2 separate regions of the Mus musculus genome follow, and region 2 is linked to region 1. A link is a loop called in an ENCODE intact Hi-C map of the cell type or tissue named here. Cell type or tissue: gastrocnemius. All regions are shown on one strand. Each heading gives the region's core, and the rest is flanking DNA. Links, peaks and the distances in the headings are about the cores only.

Region 1 (8,339 bases), core at 169-8,168:
ACGTTCTGACTTCAAATCCCAGCAACCACATAGTGGCTCACAACGATCTGTAATGGGATCTGATGCACTTTTCTAATGTGTGTCTGAAGAGAGCTGCAGTGCACTCATATAAATACAAAATAAAACTGTAAAAAACCAAACCAACAAATACTCTAAGTCTAATAGAAGAGGAAGTGGGGAGTAGCCTTGAATGCATTGGTATAGGAACAACTTACTGAACAGAACACTAATAACTAAGGCACTAAAATAAACAATTAATGAGTGGGATCTCATGCAACTGGAAACCTTCTGTAAAGCAAAGGACACTGTCATATTGACAGCCTCCAGAATGGGAAGATTTTCAGCAACCCAAAATCTCACAGTGGGCTGATATGCAATTATATTAAAAAACTCAAGAAGTTGGACAGCAGCAAACCCAATAACCCAGTTAAAAAATGGGTACAGAGCTAAGCAGAGAATTCTCAACAGAGGGAAACACTTTAACAAGTTTCTTTGGTCATCAGGGAAATGCAAATCAAAGTGACTCTGAGATTCTACCTTACACCCACAGCACATGCAGGCAAGGATATAGGTAGGGCAATGGAAACACTCCTTGCTTGCTGGTGGGAATGCTAAGTTATATAATCACTATGGAAATCAATGTGGAGGTTTCTCAGAATAATGGGGATAGCTCTTCCTCAAGTCTCAGAGAGATCACTCTTGGGCATATACCCAAAAGATGTCCTACCATACCACAAGGACACTTGCTCAACTATATTTGTAGCAGCTTTATTCATATCAGCCAGAAACTGGAAACAACACAGATATCCCTAAGGGACAATGGATAAAGAAATTGTTATTCATTTACACAGCAGACTATTACTCAGCTATTAAAAACAAGGATATCATGAAGATTACAGGCAAATTGATGGAACTAGAAAACGTAGACTTTTTTCAAAACTTACTTTAAGTAGAGTTCTCAAATGTTTCAACCTTCTTTCTAGCCCACATACCAGTGGTTGGGGACAAAAAAGATAAATAGAAAACAGGGGTTATGGCCCTATTTAGAAGTAGTTCCTTGGGGTAGTTCCAATATTTGTTGTCAGGATATCAGCAATTGTACTCGAGATAGTTATGTGTCAACTTAACACAGCTGGAGTCATCACAGAAAAAGGAGCTTCAATTGAGGAAATGCCTCCATGAGATCCAACTGTAAGGCATTTTCTCAATTAGTGATCAAGCCCCTTATGGGGGACCATCTCTAGGCTGGTAATCTTGGTTCTATAAGAGAGCAGGCTGAGCAAGCCAGGGGAAGCAAGCCAGTAAGGAACAACCCTCTATGGCCTCTGCATCAGCTCCTGCTTCCTGACCTGCTTGAGTTCCAGTCCTGACGTCCTTGGTGATGAACAGCAGTATGGAAGTGTAAGCCGAATAAACCCCTTCCTCCCCAAATTGCTTCTTGGTCATGATGTTTTGTACAGGAATAGAAACCCTGACAAAGTCAAATTGGTACCAGCATAGTGGGGTATTCCTGTGACAACCTAACCGTGTTTTGGGAACAACTGTGGAAGGACTTTGGAAATTTGGGCTTGAAGATCCATTCATTGTTAAGAGCTGTCAGATGTTGTGTAGGAGCTTGGAAGATAATGTTGAGAACTGTGCAGAAGATGGAGGCCTGGCTTGTGAAATTTCAGAGGGAAAATTAAAGACCCTGTTCAGGGCCATTGCTATTTTGATTGTGGATATTCTGTACTTCTGGTTAGTTGGGGTTGAAGAATCAGCTGTGATTAACAAGATACCAGAACTACCAAAGCAAAAACTTTGCATTACTGGGACTACTGATGCTGGTTAGCTGGAGCTAAGAAATTAGTGGTGATTAAGAAGAGACCAGCATCATTGAGGAAACATCATCTGGGAAGTGTTTTCTCAAAGCACAAAGAGGCTGTGTTCCAGAGATAGCCAAGGTTGTACTCCTGCTGCAGCAGGACTTGGTAACGTGTAAGGGTCACCCATGTGGTACTGGTTTTAAAGGCATGAAGGGGTCACGCAGAGCAGCTGAGGCTCGGCACTGTGAGAGGCCATGGAAGTCCATTGGTGAAGGTGCAGCCACAGTTGCAATTGTCGGCCCACCATTGAAGAGGTCATGCAGTGTTTTGGAGATGCCAGTACCATGAGATGACCACCAAGAACAGCAGCAGTGGAGTACAGGCATCTGGAGCCTAGAGGACAACGCGTGTGCTACAACGGGCATAGCTGGAGAAGTGACCCAAACCCTTGGAGGATCCCAGAAGATCGTGAGTTGGATCCCAGACATTGGATGGTTGGAGATTGATTTTTGCTTTTGATTGTGACTGTGCCCTGTTATTTTCAGTCTTGAAGGAAGAAACTATTTTAGTGGAGCCCACAGTTAAGAGAATTTTAATTGTAAAAAGACTTTGGCTTATAAAAGATATTGGACATTTTAAAGCGATTGACTTTTAATGTTTTAAACTTGGGGATGAATAAGAAACTAAGGGTTGAGGTTTACTAGTGATGTGTTTGTGTGTCAAGTTGACAAGGGGTCAATTGTACTGGCTAGTTTTGTGTCAACTTGACACAGCTGGAGTTATCACAGAAAAAGGAGCTTCAGTTGAGGAAATGCCTCCATGAGATCCAACTGTAAGGCATTTTCTCAATTAGTGATCAAGGGGGAAAGGCCCCTTGTGGGTGGGACCATCTCTGGGCTGGTAATCTTGGTTTTATAAGAGAGCAGGCTGAGCAAGCCAGGGGAAGTAAGCCAGTAAGGAACATCCTCCCATGGTCTCTGCATCAGCTCCTGCTCCCTGACCTGCTTAAGTTTCAGTCCTGACTTCCTTGGTGATGAACAGCACTATGGAAGTGTAAGCCAAATAAACCTCTTCCTCCCCAACTTGCTTCTTGGTCATGATGTTTGTGCAGGAATACAAACCCCGACTAAGACAGCAGTCCAGTCCAATTACAAAACATCAAGCATGAATCAGGACACATAGCAAGATCCAACAGAAAGCACAAGGAACCACTGAATTCATATGAATCAGTAGAAGCAGCCAAAATCCCACAGAAGTTCTTTGGTGCATTTCTCTCTATGTAGTGAAGACCAGCAGAGCTTTGCAGGTCCTATCAATGCAGAAGCATCCTCTCATTGTCTGTGGGGTGCTATTTATCTTCTTTCTAAATATCACCCACGTTCTCAAGCATCTGCTCTCAGCAAAACATCACATGCCCTCTGACGAGACAGCTTCCAGCAAAACATTACGTGACACAACTGAATTTAAAGAAACTAGAAACTTGCACTTCATCTTCCTGAGTGACTTAGCCCAGAACCAAAAGGATATGCATAATATATACTCACTTATAAGTGGATATTAGCTACGAAGATATCCATGATACAATCAACAGACCCAGACACACTAAATAAAAAGGAGGGCCCAATGGAGGATGCTTGATTCTCACTCTTCCTGAGTGTACAATCATGAAACTGATTCCATGTTAGAGTATGGAATTTGGTTTAAACTAAATCTATGTCCTCAGATCATGGCTACTCAAATTGCTCTGTACTAAACTATTCTCTTAACCTTTCAAGAGGAGAACTGTGCATTTTTGAATGATCATAAACATACTATGTGTAAACCATAAGACCGAAAGTATTTTTCTTTCTTTCTTTCTTTCTTTCTTTCTTTCTTTCTTTCTTTCTTTCTTTCTTTCTTTTCTTTCTTTGAGCATTCTTTTGCTGACACACCAGAAGAGAACATCAGATCCAATTATAGATAGTCGGGAGCCACCAAGTGGTTGCTGGGAATTAAACTCAGGACCTTTGGAAGAACAGCCAGATATCTTAACCACTGAGCCATCTCTCCAGTTCTATCTTACAGCTTTTCAAATACAGTTGAAAAACTTGGGAGAATTTTTTCTAAAACTATTAAGAAGGGTGTGTCAGTAAACATGAATGTCACATTAAGGGATAAAGGAAAATTTAAGAGAGTTCAGACAATGCTGATAACATGAACACAAAGAAGAAAAGCAAGTGAAGAGACAACAATGTACAGACTCTGGCAGATTAGAGAGCAATGTACAGATCCTTGCAGATTAGAGTGCAATGTACAGAGCCTGGAAGATGAGCAGAGCCATTTCCCCCTTCCCTTTCAGACTTTCTAGCCCCCCCTGCCATTTCTCATCACACCAAGTCAAGTCTCTCACATCTGAAAAGGAGTCAAAATTTTGGACACAACACATACTCAGAATTGTTGAGGTATTATTGTCTAGTGATTTTTAATCTTTAGTGTAAAATCCTATTTATTTGGATTGTGCAAACACTGGTTCATACCAACTACAAGATTATTTTGTGGTTTTATATCCATGTATTGTCGCATTCAGGTCACAAAGGTGTCTATTAGAAAATCTTATTTGAATCAGGGCATCCGTGAGTCTAACAATTCGTTCCAAAGGAACAGGAACTAACATCCCACACAACAGTTTGCCCTCCCTCACAGGATTCTTGCTCCTTGGACACTAGGAACTTTAGGAAGCTGTTTGAGCACAAACCAGGAGTGGTGTCCAAGACATAACGTATAGAGGGTGCTACATGTCAAGTGCTCTGTATGTCCTGAGAATCTGACTACAGTCACGTGAGAACGGGCCAGCTAGGTAATGATGAGTGCGCTCTTGTCAGCATCTCAGGAACAGGCAGGCAGCTGACCCAGCCTGCCCTTGCCATCCTGTTGTTTTCAGTCTTTTCCCCTTCAAACCCGTGCCCAGGCGCAGCGGCCCAGCCTAGGTCAGCACAGCATCTCCAGGTCAGCAGCTTCTTGCCTCTCAATAAGCCCGAGCCAGCTCCCTCCGTGCCCTACCTGCCACCCTGCACAGCCCCTCAGACCTGAAAGATGGCGCTGCTCCCTGCACCAACCTCCATGTCAGAAATCCAGATGTAGTGCTGAGGACAACTGCATACATTTGAGGAGTGAAGTTTGAAGAAAGACTAAGGAAGCTCGATTCCGAGGGCCCTTTCTGATGACCTCACAAGGGACGGGACTACACTTCCCACAAGTCAGTTGGAAGGACTTACAGGGACCCACAGAAGAGGTCTTGTGCATTGCCTGCCTTGCAGCCCAGCTCTGGGCAGCTGAAGTTAGAAAAAAACAGGCTGCAGCATGTGGGCAGCCACAGGGAAATTGGGCTTTAAAAAAAGTCTTTGGTCACAGCACGCGATGTTAGCCTGTGAGCTGAGTTTCACAGTAATGTTTATCGCATTTCCTTGTTATCTCTTCTAAAACATTGTGAGTTTAAAGCTCGGATCTTTTTTGTTGTTATTGTTGTTTTTGGTTTTTTAAAAAGCACATCTCTACTTATTAGCATCTTACTACGGAGTGGAAAATTAATGCTTTCATGGTTTACTTAAAATATGAAAAAGGAAGATAATGTAAGAGTGGGCATTATCTCTTTAAGATGTTATCGAAACCATCCCAGGTACTTAAGACAGAATTAGAAATCAAAGTGAGTCACCACCAAGTATTTTCTGAGCACTTGCTTTCCTCCTCTGAATCTCTCCCAAGAGGAGGGGCACAGCTCCTAGGATCACAATGGTGTGTGTACTGGCTCTTCAATTTCCCTCTGTGTTTGGTTTGATGTTCTTTATTGATTTTCCTGTCTCCACTGATCCTGTCATCATTCACATTTGATAATACTTGAACATTACTGGTAGCTGCCTTGTACTTCCCTCACTTCTCCTAAGCAGAACACTGAGATCGTTCCTCCTGGAATATAAAGGTATCAGAAATATGTTCATATCACTGTAAAACGAGGTCGATGTATTAAAGAAGTTAGACTGGAAACTTGGAGTATTGAGAATTCCCATCTTTTCGTGGGAAGGTTTATTCCTGTGTAGTTCATGCTTGAGTTAAAGCTACAAATGGCATTACAGAAAAGATTTCATACTTCCCTGAGGCACAATAATTCAAAAGCAAGCTGTTTCAGAGCAGAGACTGTGCGAAATCCCTAAGTAATAAAAGGATTGTCTCTGAATCCTTTGGGTGAGAGCAAGGATTTAAGGTAAACTTCCTTTAAGAAGCATTAGTTAATAAAATACTTTCCACTTAGGAAACAATATACACTGAAAGATTAAAACTCTTGGCTTCAAGTATAGAAGCAGAAACAATAAAAATTTTTCTTACATAAGGTAAAGTTACATTAGCCATACCTAGAGGCAAAATTTTCTAGTGATTACAGTTCACCTGAAGCAAAACTCTTTGAATTTAAGCATTATTTTAAACATCTGAATAGATCTGCAACACTGTTAAAAAGAAATTTTCTTGGACACAGGGAAAAACTTTCTCAGGCACTGTTTGCAAAACACAAGAAGGCCACAAGCCGCTCTGGGGCTGCCCAGAGCCCTGCATTGACTCAAAGGTAAAATACTTTTTTTAATCTGAGCATCTTGGCCCTCCTGTAATAAGGACCAATTCTAGAGGAACAATGTAACCGTCTACGCCTCTAAAGTTTGATACTCTTTCTTAAGATGACTTACAGTTAAAATGTTCTTCACAACTTTAGTGTTGTGAAAAAATTGCCCGTACTGCAGTTTCCTGCCAGGCAGCAACTATAGCCAAAGTGATTGTCTAATCTATTCACAAAGACAAACATAACTAGATAACTCTGTCACAGTTTTGTATGAAGTGAGCTGTATTAGTGCTTTCAAAAGATGATTACTCTTGTAATAATCTTAATTAACAATATATGGGTGAGTAGAAAATCTTAAATTTGCAATGAAACTGCAGGCTGAAGTCAGTGGAACTCTGGCAGTTTTAACCATAATTTTTAAGTTTCTTGTGCAAGGTTAGGATAATACCTACAACCTTGGGAAAGCAAAACCCAAGTTTAAAACAATTTATCATCTTTAAAATCAATATTAGAAGCATTACTATCCCATTACGAAGTTTGGATGCCAATTAATACTTATGAATACCTATTAAAGCAAGCTTTACTGCTTTAATAAAGAGGCATTGTTTTAGATCTTATCTTAAATTTTACTATTTAGGATAGGAACCACATTAATTATTATCTAAACTAGAAATATCTTTAGAAACCCAGCCTCTTGGCCTGCTTTATGCCACGTGTCGGAAGGACTCTAAACTTGAGTTATCAAATTTAACACTAACCATCTATAGCAATGTAACAATTATTAATCTTAACCAACAACTTATGAGCTGGATGTGAAAACATGCAGAGCACATTATCAATAAAAAAGAACCAAATGAAGCAGTTACATTTAGACCAATCAGAGAATATTAATTTTTCTAGCTACAATCATAGAATAAAAGGCACTTTACCATTCTCAAACACATTAGTCAGAAACCATTTATCAGCTTTTTTACTCCGAAACTAAGAGGCTGTGCACTCGCCCTTATTTCCTAAAACGAACAGTTTTTCCAGCAGGGGCCCTCCTGCCACGTGTCTGATTCCTGGCTGAAACACGTGGCAGCTCTCGGCTTTGCAGATAAAGTTTTTTATACCATCTTTATTATCCAACATAAAACATAGAACATTCATTCATACAGACTGGACACGAACATACATGAATTGAACACGAGAACAGATTGGTGCACCAGACATTAGACAAGACACAAAAGGGAACAGAGTACTCCTGCTATAAGGCCCAGAGAGAAATTTCTCTCTGCTTTTTGGAACATTTTCCTCCCTCATGATGCAGTTTTTATTAACTGCGGCAATCCGCCTGATTATTAATTTCCTTTTAATAAACCCTTTCTTTTCTCACGCCTAATGTAGCTTCGGAGAGCCACGGCCTACCGCCTGTTACCCAGCTCCTCTTAAGCTTCACTGCTGAACCTAAGTGAACCAGCGCTCGGGTTTAACGCTGTCTCAGCTTAGCCCATACCTTCTCCGGTATGAATTTCCTTTATCCTTTAATTATTTCATGGAGCTCCGAACCAGCAGTGTCTCTTCCAAAAATCCTTTGCCGTTTCTCAGTCCCGCGTTGGTTCGCCAAATGTTGTGTCCAGCCAGCAGACCACAACCTGGGTTCTAGCCTGGAAAGGCATTTTGGAAACCTGGAAGAGAAGAGGGGCTAGGTGGCGAGATAAAGAAATGCAGCTAAGACAGTTATTCTGATCAAAGCTCAATTTTACTGTTCCGCATGCAATTATAAAGCAGGGGAAGGGGGCCGATTCCTGCCAATTAATCTTGGGGTCCAATAGCAGGGTGACCACGTGCACGGCTCAGAACAGCAAAGCCGCAGGTCCAGCAGTGGGCGTGGCAGAACGAATGAGCAGGAAGCTCCACCCCTGAGCAAGCAGGTTTCAGGCTGGGGGAGGGGAGACTACACCTATCCA
Region 2 (8,339 bases), core at 127-8,126, 45 kb before region 1:
TGGGGATGAAGGATCAGGTGTAGGGAAAGCCTGGGAGAGAGGGGCCAAAAGAATGAGTAAAATTTGGTGGTGGGCCAGGTTGAGGAAGGGGATCATTTATGTGATATGCTGGAGATCTGGGATGGGAGAGGCTCCTGTGAGCCTATAGGGGTGACACTAGTTGAGACTCCTAACATTAGGGAAGATGCAACCTAAAATGGTTACCTCCTGTAGCCAGGCAGTACTCCCAGGGGAGAGATGAGGATGCCAAACCTTCAGCTCAAAATGTGTCCTGCCTACAAAAAGTGCATGGACAAAGATGGAAAAGAGACTGAGGAAATAGCCAACTAATGATGGGCCCAACGTGGACAGTTTCCATGGATAAGAACTTTCACTGATACTCTGTTAGGCTTGCAGACAAGCCTGGTTTAACTGTCGTCTGAGAGGACCCATCCAGCGACTCTCTGAAACAGATGCAGAGACCTACAGTCAAACATTATTAGCCAGAGCTGAGGGAATATTGTAGAAGAGTTGGGGAAAGGATTGTGGGATTGGGAGAGGGTAGGGACTCCACAAAAGACCAACGGAGTCAACTACTAACCTGGACCCTTGTGGGTTTCCAGAGAGGGAACCACCAAGCACAGAGCATACATGGACTAGACCCACAGCTCACCTCCACACATATGTAGCACAAAGGCCGCTTGGCCTTCATATGGATCTCCCAAAGCCTGAAGTGGAGGTTATCCCTGACCCTGTTTCCTGACAGTGGAGCCTGAGTCGCGATCTGGGCTGCCTCACCTAGCTTCATTGGAAAGGTATGTGTCTACTCCTCCAGTGACTACATGTGCCAGTAGGGGTTGGTCGGGGAGGAAGGAAGTGGTGCATGGGGAGAGGGGCAATGGGAGGGGGTCCTGGGAGAAGACTGGGCGGGGGGGCTGTGATTGGGATGAAAAGTAGCTAAATACACAAATGAATGGACAAGAAAGAAGAAAGAAAAGTGTCCTTGAACTCACTGACAGACATATTTTAAAGGCAGAAAATGACATCAACCTGTGCTTCTCGGGTGTATTCCTTTCTTCTTTTGATGCCCATCAAAATCAGTACAAATGAGGTTTCTGCATTCTTTTCATGGCCACTTGACATGCACACAGCCCAGACCAGAAACTGAATGACATCACCCAACACAGGACCCTTCAGAGTTTCCCAGAACGACCTGTCTAACATAACAAGGTTGCTGCCTGAGTCTGTTAAAATGAGTGAGTCGATTATTCATACCATCGCTCACAGTATTAGAATGAAATGAAAAGAGCCTCGAGGAAAAGGGCAGGACTGCAAGCATAGGAGACTGGACTCCTCCCTGAGGAAGAGGAAGGAAACCCACCTTGACAGATTACTGCCTGGATGGCGGTGATACCACATGTGACAGACAGTGGTAGATGCAGTTGTCATTTTCCATTGGCAGAGTCAGATGTTCTGAAAACTTTCAGGTAAAGTCAGACAGCCCATGGGGTCAGGACAGAAAATAATAGAGAATAGTCAGAGTACAAAGAAAGGCTAACATTCCCTGCTAGTCAAGCAAGGCAGAGAGAATGCCCCCCACCCTAACTGCTTGCACAGTAAATGTAAGCAAGATCCTGATCTTCAACACAAGTCATTAACAAAAGGATGCTAGCAAAATACTAGATTGGTAAGGTTTTAGGATTAGGAAGATATCAAGTGGATGGATTCTAGTTAGGTCACTGGTGCTCAGAACTGAGAGCAACAGAAGTAATTACTACACCCAATACAGTATGCTTTAAAAGTCTTTTAAATCAAGGGGTCTCAAGTAGCTTAGGCTCCCCTGAGTTGGCTATGAAGGAAAGGATGACTTTGAACTCCAGGATTCCTGATTCCTCCCCCAAAACACAGAGATGAATGACACAATAGGCTTTAGCTCACTTGTCTATCATAGGGCTGATTAATAGAAAATATACGACTATTTGGTGTCTGTAAGTTTATATATGAGCACCCTGCTGTACCCTCTCTATGTTGTAATGAATGTGTTTTGGTGTACAAGGTAGCATGTGATTCCCGACTTCATATACTGTTATATTTTCCCTACCGATTAGCATCATTAACTAGGAAATGTTTATTTATTCTAGATGTGGTTGCAAACTCATTGAAAATTCCAGTAGCTAGGACAAGGTGGTCTGAAGCCCATGCTTCCTGACAGTAGACTTGAATGCTGTAAGTCAGGCTCCAGCTCTGGCTCACAAACACTTGGTTTGACTGAAGAGTGATAATATAAGCAAGATCCCCTGAGATAGGGGAGGGGCTGTGGAGGAGAAATCCTGAAAACAAAAAACAAAAACAAAAAACCAAACAGACAAAAAAACCTGTGTGTATTCTGTGAATGCAAAACTCTTGTAAGGAGTCTGTGGGTGCAGAGTCTGATGGCCCACGTGGAAGTTCACTGAGAGGCAGAGCCTGGAATTCTGCAGGTTTAGGGTTAGCTGTCTTACCTTGGGCTGGTTTTACCTTCAGGGTCAGTCCTTGCCTCACTCTGTAGTCGGCCACACAGCTTGTGACAATAGATAAAAACCTCCCAGAATCCACTGACTAGGCAGAACATGAGCTTCTATCAATCCAAAAGCTAAAATCTCATCAGATGGTATCTTAGACATTGAAAATATCTCCAATGTCTCATAGTGCATGCCTCTATCAGACTCACACCAATGTATTTCAAATTTTCCTTGGTCAATGACATTATTTGTTCTGTACAACCATGAAACTGGTTCCATGTTGGAGTATGGAATTTGGTTTAAACTAAATCTATGTTCTTAGATCATGGCTACTCAAATAGCTGTGGACTAAACAATTCTCTTAGCCCTTTAAGAGGAGAACTGTGCATTTTTACATGAACATAAACCTACTATGTGTAAATCATAAGACCCCAAGAGTGCCACGGCTTTTGAAATTTATATTACAACTTTTCAAAATATTTATTTATTTATTTATATGAGCATTCTTTTGCTGACATACCAGAAGAGAACATCAGATCCAATAATAGACGGTTGGGAGCCAACAAGTGGTTGCTGGAATTAAACTCAGGACCTTTGGAAGAATAGGCATGCTCTTAACCAATAAGCCATCTCTCCTTCCCTATCTTACAGCTTTTCAAATACAGTTGAAAAAATTGGAGAATTCTTTCTAAAACTATTAAGGGTGTGTCACTAAACCTGAATGTCACATTGAGGGACAAAAGAAAATTTAAAAGAGTTCAGACACTGCTGATAACGTGAACTCTAGGAAGAAAAGCACGTGAAGAGACAACAATGTACAGAGTCTGGCAGATTAGAAAGCAATGCACAGAGCCTGGCAGATGAGCAGAGGCATTTCCCCCTTCCCTTTCAGACTTTCCAGTGCCACCCTGTGATCTCTCATCACCCCAAGTCGTCTCTCACATCTGAAAAGGAGTCAAAATTTTGGACACAACACATACTCAGAACTGTTGAGGTATTATTGTCTAGTGATTTTTAATCTTTAGTGTAAAATCCTATTTATTTGGATTGTGCAAACACTGGTTCATACCAACTACAAGATTATTTTGTGGTTTTATAGCCATGTATTGTCGCATTCAGGTCACAAAGGTGTCTATCAGAAAATGTGATTTGAATCAGGGCATCCGTGAGTCTAACAATTCATTCCAAAGGAACAGGAACTAACATCCCACACAACAGTTTGCCCTCCCTCACAGGATTCTTGCTCCTTGGACACTAGGAACTTTAGGAAGCTGTTTGAGCTCAAACCAGGAGTAGTCTCCAGGACATAACATACAGAGGGCGCTACAAGTCCAAGTGCTCTGTATGCCCTGAGAATCTGACTACAGTCACGTGAGAACGGGTCAGCTAGGTAATGATGAGTGCGCTCCCGTCAGCATCTCGGGAACAGGCAGTCAGCAGACCCAGCCTGCCCTTGCCATCCTGTTGTTTTCAACCTTCTCCCCTTCAAACCCGTGCCCAGGCGCAGCGGCCCAGCTTAGGTCAGCACAGCATCTCCAGGTCAGCAGCTTCCTGCCTCTCAACAAGCCCGAGCCAGCTCCCTCCGTGCCCTACCTGCCACCCTGCACAGCCCCTCAGACCTGAAAGAAGGCGCTGGTCCCTGCACCGAACTCCATCTCAGAAATCCAGATGCAGCGCTGAGCAGGACAACTGCATACATTTGAGGAGTGAAGTTTGAAGGAAGAATAAGGAAGTTCGAGTCCGATGGCCCTTTCTAATGACGAAACAGGAACCAGGACTACACTTCCCACAAGTCAGTTGGAAGGACTTACAGGGACCCCACCTAAGATGTCTTGTGCATTGCCTGCCTTGCGGTCCAGCTGTGGGCAGCTGAAGTTGGAAAGAACTAAGCTGCAGCACATGGGCAGCCACAGGGAAAGTGGGCTTTTAAAAAAGTCTTTGGTTACAGCAAGCGATGTTAGCCTGTGAGCTGAGTTTCACAGTAATGTTTATCACATTTCCTTGTTATCTCTGCTAAAACATTGTGAGATTAAAGCTTCGATCTTTCTTTCTTTTTTTTTTTTCCCCTTGGTTTTTTAAAGCACAGATTTACTTATGGAATATTACTACCGAATGGAAAATTCATGCTTTCATTGTTTATTTAAAATATGAAAGCAGGAAGTTAATGTAGGAGTGGGCATTATCTCTTTAATATGCTATCAAAACCATCCCAGGTGCTGAAGACAGAATTAGAAATCAAACTGAGTCACCACGAAGTGTTTTCTGAGCACTTGCTTTCCTCCTCTGAATCTCTCCCAAGAGGAGGGGCAGAGCTCCTTGGATCACAATGGTGTGTGTACTGGCTCTTCAATTTCCCTCTGTGTTTGGTTTGATGTTCCTTATTGATTTTCCTGTCTCCACTGATCCTGTCATCATTCACATTTGATAATACTTGAACATTACTGGTAGCTGCCTTGCACTTCCCTCACTTCTCCTAAACAGAACACCGAGATAGTTCCTCCTGGAATTCAAAGGTATCAGAAATATGTTCATATCACTGTAAAATGAGGTCGATGTATTAAAGAAGTTAGACTGGAAACTTGGAGTATGGAGAATTCCCATCTTTTCGTGGGAAGGTTTATTCCTGTGTAGTTCATGCTTGAGTTAAAGCTACAAATGGCATTACAGAAAAGTCTTCATACTTCCCTGAGGCACAATAATTCAAAGCCAAGCTGTTTCAGAGCAGAGACTGTGCAAAATCCCATTCCAATTTTTCTTCTCTAGGGAGTGTGTTTGCCTAGGGATCAGAACAGATTCCTTAACTTAGAAAAACTAGAGTCAACAAGCAGTACATTCACCTGGACATTTGATTGGCATGTCTGTTTAGAATGAGGTCATGAGTGGTCTGTCATCCCCCTGATGGCTGTAGTGAAGGGCATTGCCAACAACCAGAAGGACTTAACATTTCTGAGCATAGTTAGTTTTCCAATATGTGTATGTGTTGAGGTTTGGTATGTTGCTATGTATTGTAATACTAAATTTTATATCTGAAGGTCTAAGCTTACCATGGACCTCTCACATTTAAAAGGTTCTGTTGTGCAAACCTTGTTCCTTGATTGAAAACTATTAGTTAAATCAAATTTGGTACAGCCTATTACTGGAAGGACTAGAAGTAGGTGGCTTTTGAGTTAGGTGGTATGGGGTGGAGAAGAGAGAGAAGGAAAAGAGGCCAGGAAAAGGAGGAAGAATGGGTGAAGAGGATGAGCTGCCATGGGGGGGGGGTGTACATGGCTGGGAGAAACATTAAGTATCTGAAGTACACCACTGGGAAGGTAGCCAAGAAAGCAGTTAGAGGAAGAGTAAATTAGGGGTTGAACCCCAGTACTTGTCAAAGCCAGATGAAATAACCTCGAGTCTGAACCTCTTTTACTTGTAAGCTAGTTAGGGATAAGCCCTTATGAAAGAAAACATTTAATTGGAACTGGCTTACATTTTCAGAGAGTCAGTTCAATATCATCATGGTAGAAAGCATGGTAAGGTTTAGGCAGAAATGAGAGGTCTACATTTTTATCTGCAGGCAGCAGAAGGGGGTCTGTCTTCTGCATACAGCAAGGAAGAGGCTCTGGGTCACACTGGCCAGACTCAACCACATATATGAGTTATCCAAACAACACCTCCTGACATGCTTCCTGTAGAAAGACTATACCTCAAATCAGGCCATACCTCCTAACAGTACAACTTCCCATGGACCAAGCATATTCAAACTATCAGTGTCTCCTTGTTATACAATAATCAAACCACTAAAGATTAGAATCAGTTCCTCAGGAAATAGACAAGATTATGTTTTCAATAAAAAGATATAGACTGTGATAACTCTAGCTTGTGTCAATTTGACACAAAATCAACCAGTCCGATGGCCATGTAATTCATTACCAGATTTGTGAAACCTTTCAGAAGCAAGGCTAATAAACCCTTTCCTCCCCAACTTGCTTCTTGGTCATGATGTTTGTGCAGGGATAGAAACCATGACTAAGATAATTTGGTACTAGGAATGGGGTATTCATTTGACAACCTGACTATGTTTTGGGGAGGACTGTGGAAAGATTTTGGAACTTTTCGCTAGAAGATCCATTTTGTGTTAAGTGCTCTGTGGTATGTTCTATAGGAGCTTGGAAAATAATGTTAAGAAGAGTGCAGAAGATGGAGGCCTGGCTTGTGAAATTTCAGAGGGAATATTAAAGACTCTTATCAGAAAAAAAAAGAAAAGAAAGAAAGAAAGAAAGCTGAGCAAGCCAGTGGAGGCAAGCCAATAAGAAACATCCCTCCATGGCCTCTGCATCAGCTCCTGCTTCTTGGCCTGCTTGAGTTCCAGTCCTCACTTCCTTTGGTGATGAACAGAAGTGTGGAGGTGTAAACTGAATAAACCCTTTCCTCCCCAACTTGTTTCTTGGTCAAGATGTTTGTGCAGGAATAGAAACCCTGACTAAGACAATTAGTTACCATTGTCTAAATAACAGTCTTTATTCAGAATCATCTGAAATAAGTTTTTATATGCAAAAGAAGTTTCTCTGCATATTGAGAACTATATTAAGAGGTTTAGAAAAATCTGATATAAACATGAGAGTTCTGATTTGACTTCTGACTCTGAATTATGTTACTTATGTTTTCTGATTTATAACCTGCTTCTCCTGATTTATTGCCATCTGTGTAAAAGGTAGGAGCTTTCGAAAATATTGTTCATCTCAATAACTGAGGAAGAATCCAATTAGTCTGTGTGTGTGTGTGTGTGGTTTGTTGTTGTTTTTGCTTTTGTGGGGTTTTTTTTGTTAATTTCTTCCCCCCCAAAATTATTGCAAGTTCCTTGCCAATCCTTATTGATTACCTATAATGTGATAACTTCAGCATTAGTGTAAGGCACTGCAATCTATGATGGGTTTATTCTTGGTAATTGATGAAGTGTTATTCTCCCTCTCATAATCAAATTAAAAAATTTTCTGTATATGTTTGTAACTTTTTGCTCTGTTTATGTGTTTGAAATATCTATTCTAATATATTATCTTTTCTATATATGAGAATTCCTGTGAGGGAATGAAAGAAGCCAAAAATAACACAATCTAGTTTGGGATTCAAGCAGTCATCCTATATCTCTTTTCTACCAGAGTCAATTATTTTTTAGATTCAGCAGATAATTTTCATGGAGTACTTAAGTTTGCATCACCTTGTAAAATTTGAAATAAATCCCCACCTCTTACATCCAATCCAATTGTGGGCCTTAGCTAATTGTTGTTTTAACAAAATCTCAATTGTTTGATTTTACCAATGAACACTTGGGAGTCAGATGCCAGGGCGAAAGCCTGATATCTCAGCGAGGCAGAGAAAGCACCTTGCTGACATTCTTTCTCAGCTGATTTATCTCAGAAGGAATCCTCTTTCTCTCATGCCTTTTTAAACAACCTCCTCCAAAAATAATGTCCCTCTTCCTATTTCCTATGTGTTTATCAATCAGTCCGTCCTCCTGTCTCTCTTACACTCTCTGCTCTTTCCTTAATAATCTTATGTTTGGTTCCTGTCAATTTGTTGCATCTGAAAGGAAATAAAACTGTAATTCATGTAATGTATGTTAAATAGCCCAAAGAGTTGTTTCTGAGCTTTGAAACCTGGGGCTGAGAACATAGCAGAACAGACCAGGACATGCCCGGGCAAGCCCATCGCCTCCCTAGCTCCCACCCCTCTGACCTAAGTTAAATGTTACAGGCTGCTGATGTTTAAATGGACCAATCATGTGAAACCGCGCCAATTCCTCCCCCAGCCCCACTCCTTTTCTATAAAACCCCCTAGCTTCCAAGCCTCTTGGTCGAATCCACTGTCTCCTGTTATGTG

The links. Hi-C counts contacts between places; a loop is a spot of excess contacts. Peaks named below come from ENCODE experiments on the same cell type or tissue, not always from the same donor. Only the 100,000 strongest peaks of a DNase experiment are listed, where the experiment ranks them.
Region 2: a loop joins it to region 1, with 2.5 times the contacts of the local background. A loop is called at or near these places in 27 of 42 quality-filtered maps.

Annotation. Positions count from the first base shown.
Region 1 is chr13:67,678,533-67,686,871 of GRCm38, forward strand. It overlaps Zfp738 (zinc finger protein 738), which reads right to left and starts at 4,980. Exons shown (of 4, transcript NM_001001187.3): 1 at 4,871-4,980. The coding sequence starts at 4,906. In gastrocnemius, for the core only: no CTCF peak of the experiment used is centred there; DNase peaks (open chromatin) are centred at 4,771 and 5,033; H3K4me3 peaks cover 1,730 bases; H3K27ac peaks cover 1,507 bases.
Region 2 is chr13:67,633,548-67,641,886 of GRCm38, forward strand. Zfp729a (zinc finger protein 729a) reads right to left here and starts at 4,234. Exons shown (of 4, transcript NM_183146.4): 1 at 4,100-4,234. The coding sequence starts at 4,135. In gastrocnemius, for the core only: a CTCF peak has its summit at 3,817; DNase peaks (open chromatin) are centred at 3,911 and 4,298; H3K4me3 peaks cover 1,631 bases; H3K27ac peaks cover 1,350 bases.